Linked DNA regions of Homo sapiens: region 1 is linked to region 2. The links are chromatin contacts, found by Hi-C or POLR2A ChIA-PET in ENCODE. All regions are on one chromosome and are shown on one strand. Each heading gives the region's core, a stretch centred on a gene start or an enhancer-like site at or near the end of the contact. The rest is flanking DNA. Distances are from core to core; before and after follow the strand shown.

Region 1 (6,174 bases), core at 2,073-4,572, 210 kb after region 2:
CGTCTCCAAAAAACAAACAAAAAAAAAAAGAAAGAAGCAGGGGTGGAGCTGGAACCCTTGTGATTCTAAAGCTAGTCAAGGAGAAAAGATTTGAAGGAAGAGCCAAGGCAATATGGAAAAAGAACAAAGACAGGCATGCGTGGTGGCTCACACCTGTAACCCCAGGACTTTGGGAGGCCAAGGCGAGTGGATCACTTGAGGACAGGAGTTCGAGACCAGCCTGACCAACATGGCAAGACCCTGTCTCTACCAAAAATATAAAAATTAGCCAGGATGGTGGTGCATACCTGTAATCCCAGCTACTTGGGAGGCTGAAGCACGAGAATCGCTTGAAGCTGGGAGGGGGAGGTTGCAGTGAGTTGAAATTGTGCCACTGCACTCCAGCCCGGATGACAGAGTGAGACTCTGTCTCAAAAAAAAAAAAAAAAAAAAAAAAAAAGAACGAAGAGGAGGCTCCTGCCAAACAGGATAGCAAAAGTTCTAATTGTTAAAATAAGTTACTAAACAGGAACAAAATAGTACCTGGAAACAGATACAAGCAAATTTAGTGTTTGTGAAAGTTGGCACTTCCTATCAGTAAAATAAGGATAAACTATTCAAAATGTTTGAAACAACTAGCTAATTATTTGGAAAAAATCTCCCCCTTACCAATAGTCACAAAAAGAAACTTTAGATAGATTAAAGAATTCAAGCCAGGCACAGTGGCTCAAGCCTATAACCCCAACACTTTGGGAGGCCAAGGTGAGAGGACTGCTTGAGCCCAGGAGTTGCAGACTAGCCTGGGCAACATAGTGAGACCTAGTCTCTGCAAAAAAAAAAAAAAAAAAGCCAGGCATGGTGGCGTGCACCTTTGTTCCCAGCTACTTGGGTGGCTGAGGTTGAGGCTGCACCAAGCTATGATTGTGCTGTGATCATGCCGATGCACTCCAATCTGGCCAACACAGTGAGAGAGACTCTGTCTCAAAAATAAATAAATAAACAAATAAATAAAAATAAAAAGTTGATATAACTCTATTCCATTAAAGTAATGGGAGTGTCTCACATTTTATTTAAACCACGTTCACTGGAAAAAAAATGTGGCTACCTTAAGAGTTTTATAAGAAGTATGTGGCCAGGCACAGTGGCTCACACCTGTAATCCCAGCACTTTGGGAGGCCGAGGCAGGCGGCTTACTTCAGGTTAGGAGTTCAAGACCAGCTTGGCCAACATGGCAAAACTCTGTCTACTAAAAATGCAAAAGAATTAGCTGGGCGTGGTGGTGCGTGCCTGTAGTCCCAGCTACTCAGGAGACTGAGACACAAGAATCGCTTGAACCCAAGTGGTTGAGGTTGCAGTGAGACGAGATCGCGTCACTGCACTCCAGCCTGGGCGACAGAGCGAGACTCTGTCTCAATTAAAAAAAAAAAAGTAGTCATTCTGTTTTCATGTAAACAAACTTGGAGGCCAGGTATGGTGGTTCATGCCTGTAGTCCCAGCACTTTGGGAGACTGAGGCAGGAGGATTGCTTGAGCCCAGAAGTTCAAGACCAGCCTGGGCAACATAGCGAGACCCTCTCTTGATTTTATTAAAAAATTGAAAAACAGGGCCGGGCGTGGTGGCTCACGCCTATAATCCCAGCACTTTGGGACGCCGAGGTACGCGAATCACGAGGTCAGGAGATCGAGACCATCTTGGCTAACACGGTGAAACCCCGTCTCTACTAAAAATACAAAAAAAATTAGCCAGGCGTGGTGGTGGGCTCCTATAGTCCCAGCTACTCAGGAGGCTGAGGCAGGAGAATGGTGTGAACCTGGGAGGAGGAGCTTGCAGTGAGCAGAGACTGCGCCACTGCACTCCAGCCTGGGTGACAGAGCAAGACCCCATTTCCAAAGAAAAAAAAAAAATTGAAAAATTGAAAAAACAAAAACGCAAACACAAACGCAAACAACTTGGCCATTGTATGTTATGTGTATTTAACAGAACTGTTGGCTGGACGAAGTGGCTCATGCCTGTCATCCTAGCACTTTGGGAGACCGAAGCGGGAGGATCACAAGGTCAGGAGCTCGAAACAAGCCTGACCAACATGGTGAAACCCCGTCTCTACTAAAAATACAAAAATTAGCCAGGTGTGGTGGCATGCGCCTGTAATCCCAGCTACTCAGAAGGCTGAGGCAGGAGAATCGCTTGAGCTCAGGAGGCAGAGGTTGCAGTAAGCGCGCATCACTGCACTCCAGCCTGGGAAACCGAGAGAGACTCTGTCTCAAAAAAACAAAAAAAACAAAAAAAAAAACAGGCCAGGCGCGGTGGGTCACGCCTGTAATCCCAGCACTTTGGGAGGCCGAGGTGAGCAGATCATGAGGTCAAGAGATCGAGACCATCCTGGCCGACAGGGTGAAACCCTGTCTCTACTAAAAAAAATACAAAAAATTAGCCAGGCGTGGTGGCGGGCGCCTGTAGTCCCAGCTACTCAGGAGGCTGAGGCAGGAGTATGCTGTGAACCTGGGAAGCAGAGCTTGCAGTGAGCCAAGATTGCGCCACCGCACTCCAGCCTGGGCGACAGAGAGAGACTCTGTCTCAAAATAATAATAATAATAATAAAAATAAAAAAATAAAACATATAACTGTTTTCCTAGCTCTCAGTTACTTGCAAAATGCACAATCAAACATTATATTCCCAGTGCTCAGAGCAGAGGTGGCACATAGTTGGGCCCAGTAAATATTTTTTGACCACATTAATTTAGTACATAAGACACCAGAAAAAATTCTCAAAATTTAAATATAATAAACCCTGGTTTCCAAAAATGGTAAAGTTATTTTAAAATACTTTTTAAAAAGATTTGTCACCTAGAATATTACTTTGTATTTATCACTAATTAAAATATTAACAGTGAAAACAAATAGTAACAGAAAACAGGAGAAACATTTACAATTAACAGGAAAACTACCACACAATAATACAACAAAAACATTTACAATATTTAACAAAAAAATTGATACCCAGAACAGGTAAAGAATTCTCAAAAAAAAAATTAAAAAGAAAAAGAACGAAGAATCAATAGAAAAACGGGGAAAAGATAGATACAGACAATTCACATATGGGTAAACCTGACTGGCCAAAAAACATGAAAATAGGCACAACTTCAATAGCAATCAGAAAGGTACAAAGTAAAACAACAGAGGTATTTTTTTGCCCATCAGATTGGCAAAACTAATTAGGCAACCCTAATGCTCAGGCTTAGCAAGGGTGGGGAAATGAACACTCTCACAGCAATTCCTGGAGGTATCAATCAGCAAAGCCATTCTGCAGGGCAACTTGGCAGCTTCCGTTTGTACTTAATATAGGTGTGCCCCTGCCGACCTAGCAGTTTCACTTCTTGATAGCTACACCAGCGAAACCCTTCCACACATGCTTCAGCAAGCATATAGAGCAGGGGTATCCAATCTTTTGGCTTCCCTGGGCCACATGGAAGAATTGTCTTGGGCCACAGATAAAATACACTAACACTGGCTGGGAGCAGTGGCTCACGCCTGTAATCCCAGCACTTTGGGAGTCCGAGGCGGGCGGATCACGAGGTCAGGAGATCGAGACCATCCTGGCTAACATGGTGAAACCCCGTCTCTACTAAAAATACAAAAAAAAAATTAGCCGGGCGTGGTGGTGGGCACCTGTAGTCCTAGCTACTTGGGAGGCTGAGGCAGGAGAATGGCGTTAACGTGGGAGGCGGAGTTTGGAGCTTGCAGTGAGCCGAGACTGTGCCACTGCACTCCAGCCTGGGTGACAGTGCAAGACCCGTCTCAAAAAATAAATAAATAAATAAATAATAAAAATAAATTTAAAAAAATACACTAACACTAACGATAGCTGATGAGCTAAAAAAAAAAAATCGCAAAAAAATTCTTAAATGTTTAAACAAAGTTTACAAATTTGTGTTAGGCTGCATTCAAAGCCGTCCTGGGCCGCATGTGGCCCACAGGCTGCAGGTTGGACAAACTTGATATACAGGGATGTGCATTAGAGTAAGGTTTTCAACAGAAAAAAAACAAAAAACAAAAAACAGAATGAATCATTAATTAAAAAGTGACTCCAGGCCGGGAGCAGTGGCTCACGCCTGTAATCCCAGCACTTTGGGAGGCCGAGGCAGGCAGATCACCTGAGGTCAGGAGTTTGAGACCAGCCTGGCCAACATGGTGAAACCCCATCTCTACTAAAAATACAAAAATTAGCCAGGCGCGGTGGCAGGTGCCTGTAATGCCAGCTACTTGGGAGGCTGAGGCAAGAGAATCGCTTGAACCTAGGAGGTGGAGGTTGCGGTGAGCCGAGATCATGCCACTGTACTCCAGCCTGAGCAAAAAGAGTGAAACTCTGTCTCAAAAAAAAAAAAAAAAAAAAAAAAAAAAAGAATGACTTCACTATGGTACAGCCACACTATGAGATATTATGGAACAATTAAAAAGAAGGAAGTCAGTATGTGTGGTATGTGTGTAAGGACAAGGAAAGATCTCCAAGAGAAAGTATTAAGTGTAAGAAGAAAGCTAGATCATAACAAGTGTAATATGAACCCTTTATGTTAAAAAATAGAAAAGACTCACCCAAAAGGAGAACTATAAATTTCTATGGGTACGTGTATATGTAAGTAAATAGGAAAGATCTGGGAAGATACACATCAAAGTGATAACAATGGCTAAATCTTAGGAGGAAGTAGGTGTGGAGGGGGATGGTCAAGGAGATTTGAAACTTTAAATTTCTTACAAGAATATATTCATATATTTTGGTCAGTTGTGGTGGCGCATTCCTGTAATCCCAGCTACTTGGGAGGCTGAGGCAGGAGAATCACTTGAACCCAGGAGGCAGCGGTTGCCATGAGCCGAGATGGCGTCACTGCACTCCGGCCTGGGCAACAGAACAAGACTCTGTCCCCCCAAAAAAAAATATATATATTCATATGTTCCTAATTAAATTCAAAATAATGTTATTGTTACTAGAAAAAGAAGGGAGAGACTGGGTGTGGTGCCTCACACCTATAATCCCAGCACTCTGGGAGTCTGAGACAGGAGAATCACTTGAGCCAGGAGTTGGAGACCAGACTGAGCAACAAAGTGAAAACTCATCTTTACAAAAAATTAAATTAAATTAAATTAAAATTAAATAAAGAAAGAAGGGATAGAAGAGAGTCTGCAAGTGGCGGTGTTGCATGGGAGTACTGGACTAGGAGAGGAAGCTAAATGATCAGATTGGAATGACAGAGAGAAGTGTAGCACCACTGGGGGCAGAAGTGAGCACCAACCCAGAAGGAGAGAGGCTCGGGGGGCTGTCAGGGAAAAGGAGAGAGCCAGACTAGGCAGAGGGAACCAGAGGAAGGTGCAGATAGAAGCTCACCATCGAGTCAGGGAGTCCTGGATGGCGTTGGTGAGTGCATGGCCCAGGTGCAGGGAGCCTGTCACATTGGGGGGTGGGATGCACATCATGAAGACACCTCGGGGATTTGCTGCTGACACATTAGGACGCTGATGGTGGAGAAGGATGGCACATGTTTAAGGCCTCAGGTCACCTCTCCCAGCCCCTCCCAGGCAACACATCCTTCAGTCCTGCCCTTCCCCACCCCACCCACTCTGGGCCTGGGCAGCAGTGCCTACTCACCCCATACTCTGGCTTGAAGAAGCCCTGCTGCTCCCACCAAGGGTACCAGGCAGCCTCCACATACCGAGGGCTGTAGGAGTCGGGCATGGGGCCACTGACATCTGGGGGAGAGGAAGGGAGGGCTCAGTGCCGTGGCTGGGAGCACTCTGGGAAGGAGACGTGCTGGCAGAGAGGGATCGGGATCTCCGTCACTCACATCATAGGACAGGCATTTGAGGGGCCTAGAGGCAGGGCAGGGGGTCTGCAATTCCTCACCAAACAAAGTGGTGAGAGCAAGAATAGAGCAAGATAGGGTGAAAACTTAGAAGGGGCTGCTGAGGGGTGAGCCCCTTCCCACTCCTAGTACCTTTCTTTTCCCCGGGTGGGGTTGGGAGGTCATAGGTAATGACCCCAGGATCCCGTTTCTCCCTCTTCTCTGGTTTTGGTTTCTTCTGCTTGGGAGGGAGAAGACATAGGCCCAGGCATCAGCCAACCCATCACCGCACACATCAACTTTCCTTCCAGCTCCACCCTCGCCTCACCTCCCCTGGAGGTGGCTGCTGCTGTTGGATCTTCTG
Region 2 (6,394 bases), core at 2,682-5,181:
CAGAATATTCCCCATCCCCCAGGAAACAAGAGCCTGAACCTAATTACCTCTCCCTCAGGGCATGGGAATTTCCAACTCTGGGAATTCCAATCCTTGCTGGGAAAATCCTGCAGCTCAGGTGAGATTTCCGGCTGTTGCAGCTGGCCAGCAGTCCGGAGAGAGCTGGAGAGGAGCCGCATTCTCAGGTACCTGAATCACACAGCCAAGGGACTTCCAGAGATTCGGGTGTCTAGGCTTCAAATCACCCTGTCCTAACTCTGCAACCTGAACCAGCCACTTAACCTATCTATCCAATGGGGATAGGAATGTCCACCACACATAGGGCATGTGAGAGAAGGCCTGACCTCCATCAGAGGACCTCACTCAGCCCTTGGCACAGTGGGCACTTAGTGAATTCTGGCTTCCTTCAACCAGTTTCCAGCTGTTCTATCCCCTTCCATTCTCTCAGTGGGTGAAATCGAAGAGACTGAGGACAATAAAGAACAAGGAACCGAACTGCCGGACGTGGTGGCATGCACCTGTAATCCTACCACTTTGCAAGGCCAAGGTGAGAGGATCGCTTGAACCCAGGAGTTCCAGAGCAACCTGGGCAACATAGTGAGATCCTGTCTCTATTTTTTAAAAAAGAATGAAACATAGGAATAAGATGTGGGTGAAGGACTCACATGCCGGCTTGGTCCCACTGGTCTTTGTGGTGAAGGAGGGGAGAGGTGAGAGGTGGGTAATCCGGAAAGAGAAAAGCACCCCCTCCCTGGATGAAGGCTCTTCTGGAGAGAGTCAAAGACAAATAAGGGTGGGGCGCAGTGGCTCATGCCTGTTATCCCAACACTTTGGGAGGCTGAGGTGGGAGGACCACTTGAGCCCACTAGTTCAAGACCAGCCTGTGCAACATAGCAAGACCTTGTTTCTAGAAAAAAAATTAAAGATTAGTCAGGTGTAGTGGTGCATGCCTGTAATCCTAGCTCCTCAGGAGGCTGAGGCAGGAGGATCACTCAAGCCCAGGAGTTTGAGGTTACAGTAAGCTATGATCATGCCACTGTACCCCCGTCTGGGTGACAGAACGAGACCCTGTCTCAAAAAAATAATAATTCCAAAAACAAATATGGAGACGGAAATTGAGCCCCCCTAGACTGGGAGCCCCCACTGAGTTCGGAAATTAGGCTTTACCTCCAGCCCTGGGGTGCCAGGCAGGAGAAAACCATGTGGTAGGCTGAGGGGGTAGGGTGACCCATTGGGGTGACCTAGATAGGGCCTTGGGTCACCCTCTGCCTCCTCCAGCCTGTGGCTGAAAGTCAGCCATGAAGTAATGGGGGACACTGTTACTCATCCCAGAAGCACCCACACTTACTCACTTTTGGGAAGGGGGACCTAAAGTGTGAAAAAAAGGTGAGGATTTTCCGTCTCACCCTAAATGGGACACCCTAAGTGGGGCATCGGTTTTTCCTCCTCCCCAGAACTTCCTGGTGTTTTCAGGCACCACAGGCTCCTTCCTGCCATCCCCATCTCTCTCTAATATTCTCCCCTTCTTTCTCCTTCAGCCTCCTCCCTTCAGACCCCATGAGCCTTGAATTAAGCTCCTTGGAGGAGAAGAGTTGACTGTCGGGTAGGAGACAGAGAGGCCTTCAGGCAGCTCTAGGGGGAGAAGTGCGGGGCCCCTCCAGGCTTCATTCCTCTGTCATGATAGGGGCTTACTCTGCTGCTGGGCCTTTCTGAGTGGTGCTTGCTGGGCTCTGTAATGACCCCTCTCACTGTTGGGGGGTACCCAAGAGAAAAGAGTATGGTGCAGAGTCTGGTTGGGACCATGTGGCCCTGAAAATCAGGATGCCTAGAGAAGCTTCGGAGTTTGAGAAGTCCCCCTTCCTCCCACCCTCCAACTGGGCTAATGGTGGGGCCTGGCCATTCAGAGGCAGGGAGGGGGTGGGACAGGCAGACCATCATCCCTAGGAGCAAAGGCCATACACTGTGTTGTGATGAATTGTTTCAAGCAACCAGAAGAGTACTGAGAATATTTAACCCGCACCCGTGCACCCACCCTGAATTAAGACGTGTGTCGCAACTCAGCATCTTTATCGGCAGCACTGAAGCTTTCCATTCTTTATTTTCATCAGGTTCAAAATCAATTTCCAAACAGTCTCCTACATTTTTCCCACTGCCATGGGGTCCTGGGCGTCCGGGCCCCCAATATTCACGCACTCGCACCACGCACTCATATTCCCTCACCCCACCATCACGGCCCCAAAGAAGGTCTTCCCTCTCGCGAAGTCCACCATATCGGGGTGACTGATGTTGACGTACACCCTCTCGCCCCTCCGGAGCTGCACCAGGCCGCCGAACCCCACGCTCGTGTACCAGAGAGGCCCGTACCCTTGTCTCCTGGCCGGGTCCAGCACTGGAGTCACCGTCTCGGCGCCCTCGAGCAGCAGCTCGGGAGTGCCCGGCCCGTAGGCGCCCCCCGCCCGGTACAGAGAGCTGCGCAGCGTGACCGAGCGGCCCTGGGGGTCCCCGCCGCCAGGGGGCGCCCGGCCCCGGTAGCCGACGAGACAGTAGAGGTAATAGAGGCCGTCCTGCGGGAGCGCCAGCCCCTCGGCGTCCGAGAACTGCGTCCCGCTCGTCAGAAACGCCTGTTCCTTCGTCGTCTCCCAGCCTAGCCCCTGCCCCTTCAGCGGAGCGCCTGCGGAGACACGGGCCGACGCGCTCTTGGGAATGCGATCCTAAAGGCTTGGGACTTCTGGGGAAGTGGCGGCTTTTAGCCCCTGCGGGAGCCGAGCCGGGCCGGGGGAGGAGGGATGGTGCTGTTTCTGGGATGAGTGCGAGTTGGGGGCCGAGGGAACACGGATGTGGGGTGCAGAACGCTGTAGTGGGGACCTCCAGGCCGGCTTTTGCTTGCACCGGAGGGAAGAAGAAACTACACTGCGGGGACGAGCGTAAGAGTGGGCACGAGCGACAAAAGGTCGTGAAGCGGGTGGGAAACCGAGCACTGGAATCATGGAGCCGAAGGACTCTGGGCGAGCAGAACTGGAACCTTCGGATTATTTACACTCTTATTCAGGTCTTGGAGGTCCTTACCTATGAGGTGGGCAGCTGGGAGCCCGGGGCTGAGATCTGTTTCTGGCTCCTCCTCTGGCAGCTTCTGAAACCCTGGAAGGGGCAAAGAGTCCACGATTGGGGGCAGGGCAGCCACCCATGCAGGCTACCCTTGAGAGAACAGGGCGCAGGGATGGGGAGCCTGGATTCCTAGAGGAAGAGGTATCTGGGGACGCAGCAGGGAGCTGGGAGCCCCTGAGGGTCTGAAGCGGGGAAGGAGAGACAGTCTGCTCTTACCCAGTCCTTGCTGGGCCTGTGCCCCGGGGTCGGCCGTCTCCGTTACCTGGTTGGGTGGGGTCACAGTGCCCAGAGTTCAGATTCAGCTCATGTCACCCCTACCCCTCTGAAAGTGGACCCAAGCTGCAGGCCTGGGGTTTCTCCTACCAGCACCATCCCCAACACACACCTCCTTAGAAGGGAGAACAAGCAAGGCATAGGTACTTGGGCGGAGAAACAGATGTACCTCGGGAAGAGGAGAGGAGACACAAGGGGCTTATGTCGGGACACAAGCACAACATCACAGGAACATGGAAAGAGAGTCAGCAAAGAGACAAGACATCCCCACCAGGGACAGCCGAGCCAGCTGAGCCAGAGGGGGCAAAAGACCACAGGCACAACCAGAGGGAGCCAAGCATCCGCAAGATACAACTCTCCACCAGGGCCTGTTGCAGCCACTCACCAGTCCTCCCTGATCCTGGGGCACTAAGGCCAGCACAGCCAGGACAGTGATAGGCACCGCCAGCAACAAGGTCACCAGAGAAGTGGCTCCTGCCACAGCTAGCAGGAGGGAACCCCTCCCCTGGAGCCTCCCACCCCTGCCCTCCAGCCCCAGTGCCCCCATTGAGACTGAACCAGAGCCAGAGCAGGGGGCTTTCATACCTCAGGGACGGGCCCACCCCCTCCCTGTAGACCTGCACACCTGGCTGGGACTTTCCGCACACCCCTGCTCCCCTCACCCAGCTTCCTGTTTACCCAGAGCTGGGGTGGGGCAGCTGGATGCCTGGGTTCTCTGAACTGGGGAAGAAGTTGAGGTTAGGGAGACAGGCTCTCAGGGTGGAACCAAAGGGGTCTTTAGACATCTTCTGGCTCAGCAGAGAGAGAAACTGAGGCCCAGGGAGGGAAGGTAGCTTGCAGGAAGCCAGTCAGCAGAGCTGAAATGAGAACACAGATCTCCAGGTTTCCAATGTGGTTTGCATTCTTCTATACCCTCAAGGTAGGTGCTGGAGGAAGAGCTGATCCCGTCTCTGAGGTCAAGGGCCGGACTAGGACAAGGACTGGAATCTTGAGGGATGGATGTCTGGGTTCCCTGAGAAGAACTGATTCCCATACTGGGCTGACCTCCTCCCGTTCCCTTGCTCATCTCCAGCCCCCTGTGCTGAGTGAGAAAGGGAGAGGTAAGCCTTAGCCTCACCACTGACTACTGACTCACTAAGGAGGGATGGAAATGGAGCTTTACCTCCCTTGCTACAAAAAGTAAAGACAGATGGACGAGGCATACTCCCACCCTCAGAGAGCTTCCAAGTCTACAATGAGCCCTATCCATTAGTAGGTGCTTACTAAATGTTTATACATAAATGAATAAAAGGACAAATAAATGCAGGAATAACCAAAACAAAGCAGCAAGGACCACATGAATGGTAGATGTAGGCAGCATGAGTGGTTAAGAGTCAAGGGAGTAGCCGGGGTAGTGGCTTACACCTGTAATCCCAACACTTTGGGAGGCTGAGGCAGGTGGATCACTTGAGGTCAGGAGTTCGAGACCAGCCTGGCCAACATGGTGAAACCCTGTCTCTACTAAAGATACAAAAAGTTAGCCGGGCGTGGTGGCACGCGCCTGTAATTCCAGCTACACAGGAGGCTGAGGCAGGAGAATCACTTAAACCTGGGAGGCAGAGGTTGCAGTGAGCCAAGATTGCACCATTGCACTCCAGCCTGGGCAACAGGCTGAGACTCTCTCTCTCAAAAAAAAAAAAAAAAAAAAAAAAAGAGTCAAGGGAAGAAAGACCAGGTCCAAGGAAGCTGGAAGTGGCTCCAATCATCTCCCCTTCTTGGTAACATCTCTATGTGTTTCCGTAATACTAATAATAATATAGCTGACCCACAAAATGCACTTAACATGTTTATGCCACTGATTTACACACTTTAATAATTTTTTTTTTTGAGACAGGGTCTCGCTATGTCACCCAGACTGGAATGCAATGGCAGGATCATGGCTCACTGCAGCCTTGACCTCCCAGGATCTATGGATTCACCTACCTCAGCCTCCTGAATAGCTGGGACTATAGGCACATGCCACCATGCCCAGCTAATTTTTGCATTTTTTGTAGAGATGGATTTTTGCCACATTGCCCAGGCTGGGCTCAAACTCCTGGACTCACGTGATCTGCCCGTGTTGGCCTCCTAAAGTGCTGGGATTACAAGCATGAGCCATCATGCCCAGCCAATAATTATAATCCTGACAAAAACCCTAAGAGGAAACTGAGGTACAGAGAGGTTAAGAAACTTATGGAGCTCACAGAGTCAGTGGCAGAACCAGAATTTGAACCCAGGCATCTGGCTCCAGAGCCTTGATAACAAGACAGTTTAAAAACTGAATACTGGGGCTGGGCGCAGTGGCTCTTGCCTATAATACCAGCACTTTGGGAGGCCAAGGAAGGTGGATCATCTGAGGTAAGGAGCTCGAGAGCAGCCTGATCAACATGGTGAAACCCCATCTCTACTAAAAATATAAAAATTAGCGGGGCGTGGTGGTAGGCACCTTTAATTCCAGCTACTTGGGAGGCTGAGGCAGGAGAATCACTTGAACCCAGGAGGCGGAAGTTGCAGTGAGCCGAAATCATGCCATTGCACTCCAGCCTGGGTGACAAGAACAAGACTCTGTCTTAAAAACAAAAACAAACAAACAAAACAGTATTAGGCCAGGCGAGATGGCTCACACCTATAATCCCAGCACTTTAGGAGACCAAGGCAGGTGGATCACTTGAGGTCAAGAGTTTGAGACCAGCCTGGCCAACATGGTGAAACCCCTTCTCCATTAAAAATACAAAAATTAGCTGGATATGGTGGCACAAACCTGTAGTCCCAGCTACTTGGGAGGCTGAGACAGGAGAATCGCTTGTACCCAGAAGGCAGAGGTTGCAGTGAGCCAAGATCACACCACTGGACTCCAGCCTGGGCAACAGAGCAAGACTCCGTCTCAAAAAAAAAAAAGAGTACTGACTTGAGATTTGTATGTAAAATTTGCCTTCCTCAGGCCAGAAAAGAAATGGGGAAATAAATACTGAACTCCAGTCAATGTTAAGCTTCTGAA

What was found. Hi-C counts contacts between places; a loop is a spot of excess contacts on that map. ChIA-PET counts read pairs that join two places held with the same protein, here RNA polymerase II (POLR2A). Pooled maps may share reads with other maps.
Region 1: a loop to region 2 is called in a pooled map, with 1.9 times the contacts of the local background. The contact joins the enhancer-like site here to the promoter of LTB in region 2. A Hi-C loop is called at or near these places in 2 of 50 pooled maps. POLR2A ChIA-PET finds 5 or more read pairs at or near these places in 6 of 52 experiments (CD4-positive, alpha-beta memory T cell, GM12878, activated B cell and 3 more).

What each region holds. Positions count from the first base shown.
Region 1 is chr6:31,786,254-31,792,427 of GRCh38, forward strand. It overlaps VARS1 (valyl-tRNA synthetase 1), which reads right to left. Exons shown (of 30, transcript NM_006295.3): 5 at 6,139-6,174; 6 at 5,964-6,048; 7 at 5,618-5,718; 8 at 5,357-5,484. Among named protein-coding and RNA genes, the nearest start is that of VARS1, 6.4 kb to the right of the region's middle. RefSeq lists a silencer at 5,097-5,257 and an enhancer at 5,753-6,174. Within about 2 kb of position 3,323, at least 3 of the 41 ENCODE cell types and tissues checked have a DNase peak (open chromatin) inside an H3K27ac peak, as active enhancers do; they include GM12878, where a contact is called at or near this core.
Region 2 is chr6:31,578,493-31,584,886 of GRCh38, forward strand. It overlaps LTB (lymphotoxin beta), which reads right to left and starts at 3,932. Exons shown (of 4, transcript NM_002341.2): 1 at 3,764-3,932; 2 at 3,322-3,367; 3 at 3,067-3,138; 4 at 2,066-2,671. The coding sequence starts at 3,925. The coding sequence ends at 2,217. RefSeq lists enhancers at 1-721, 3,532-4,286.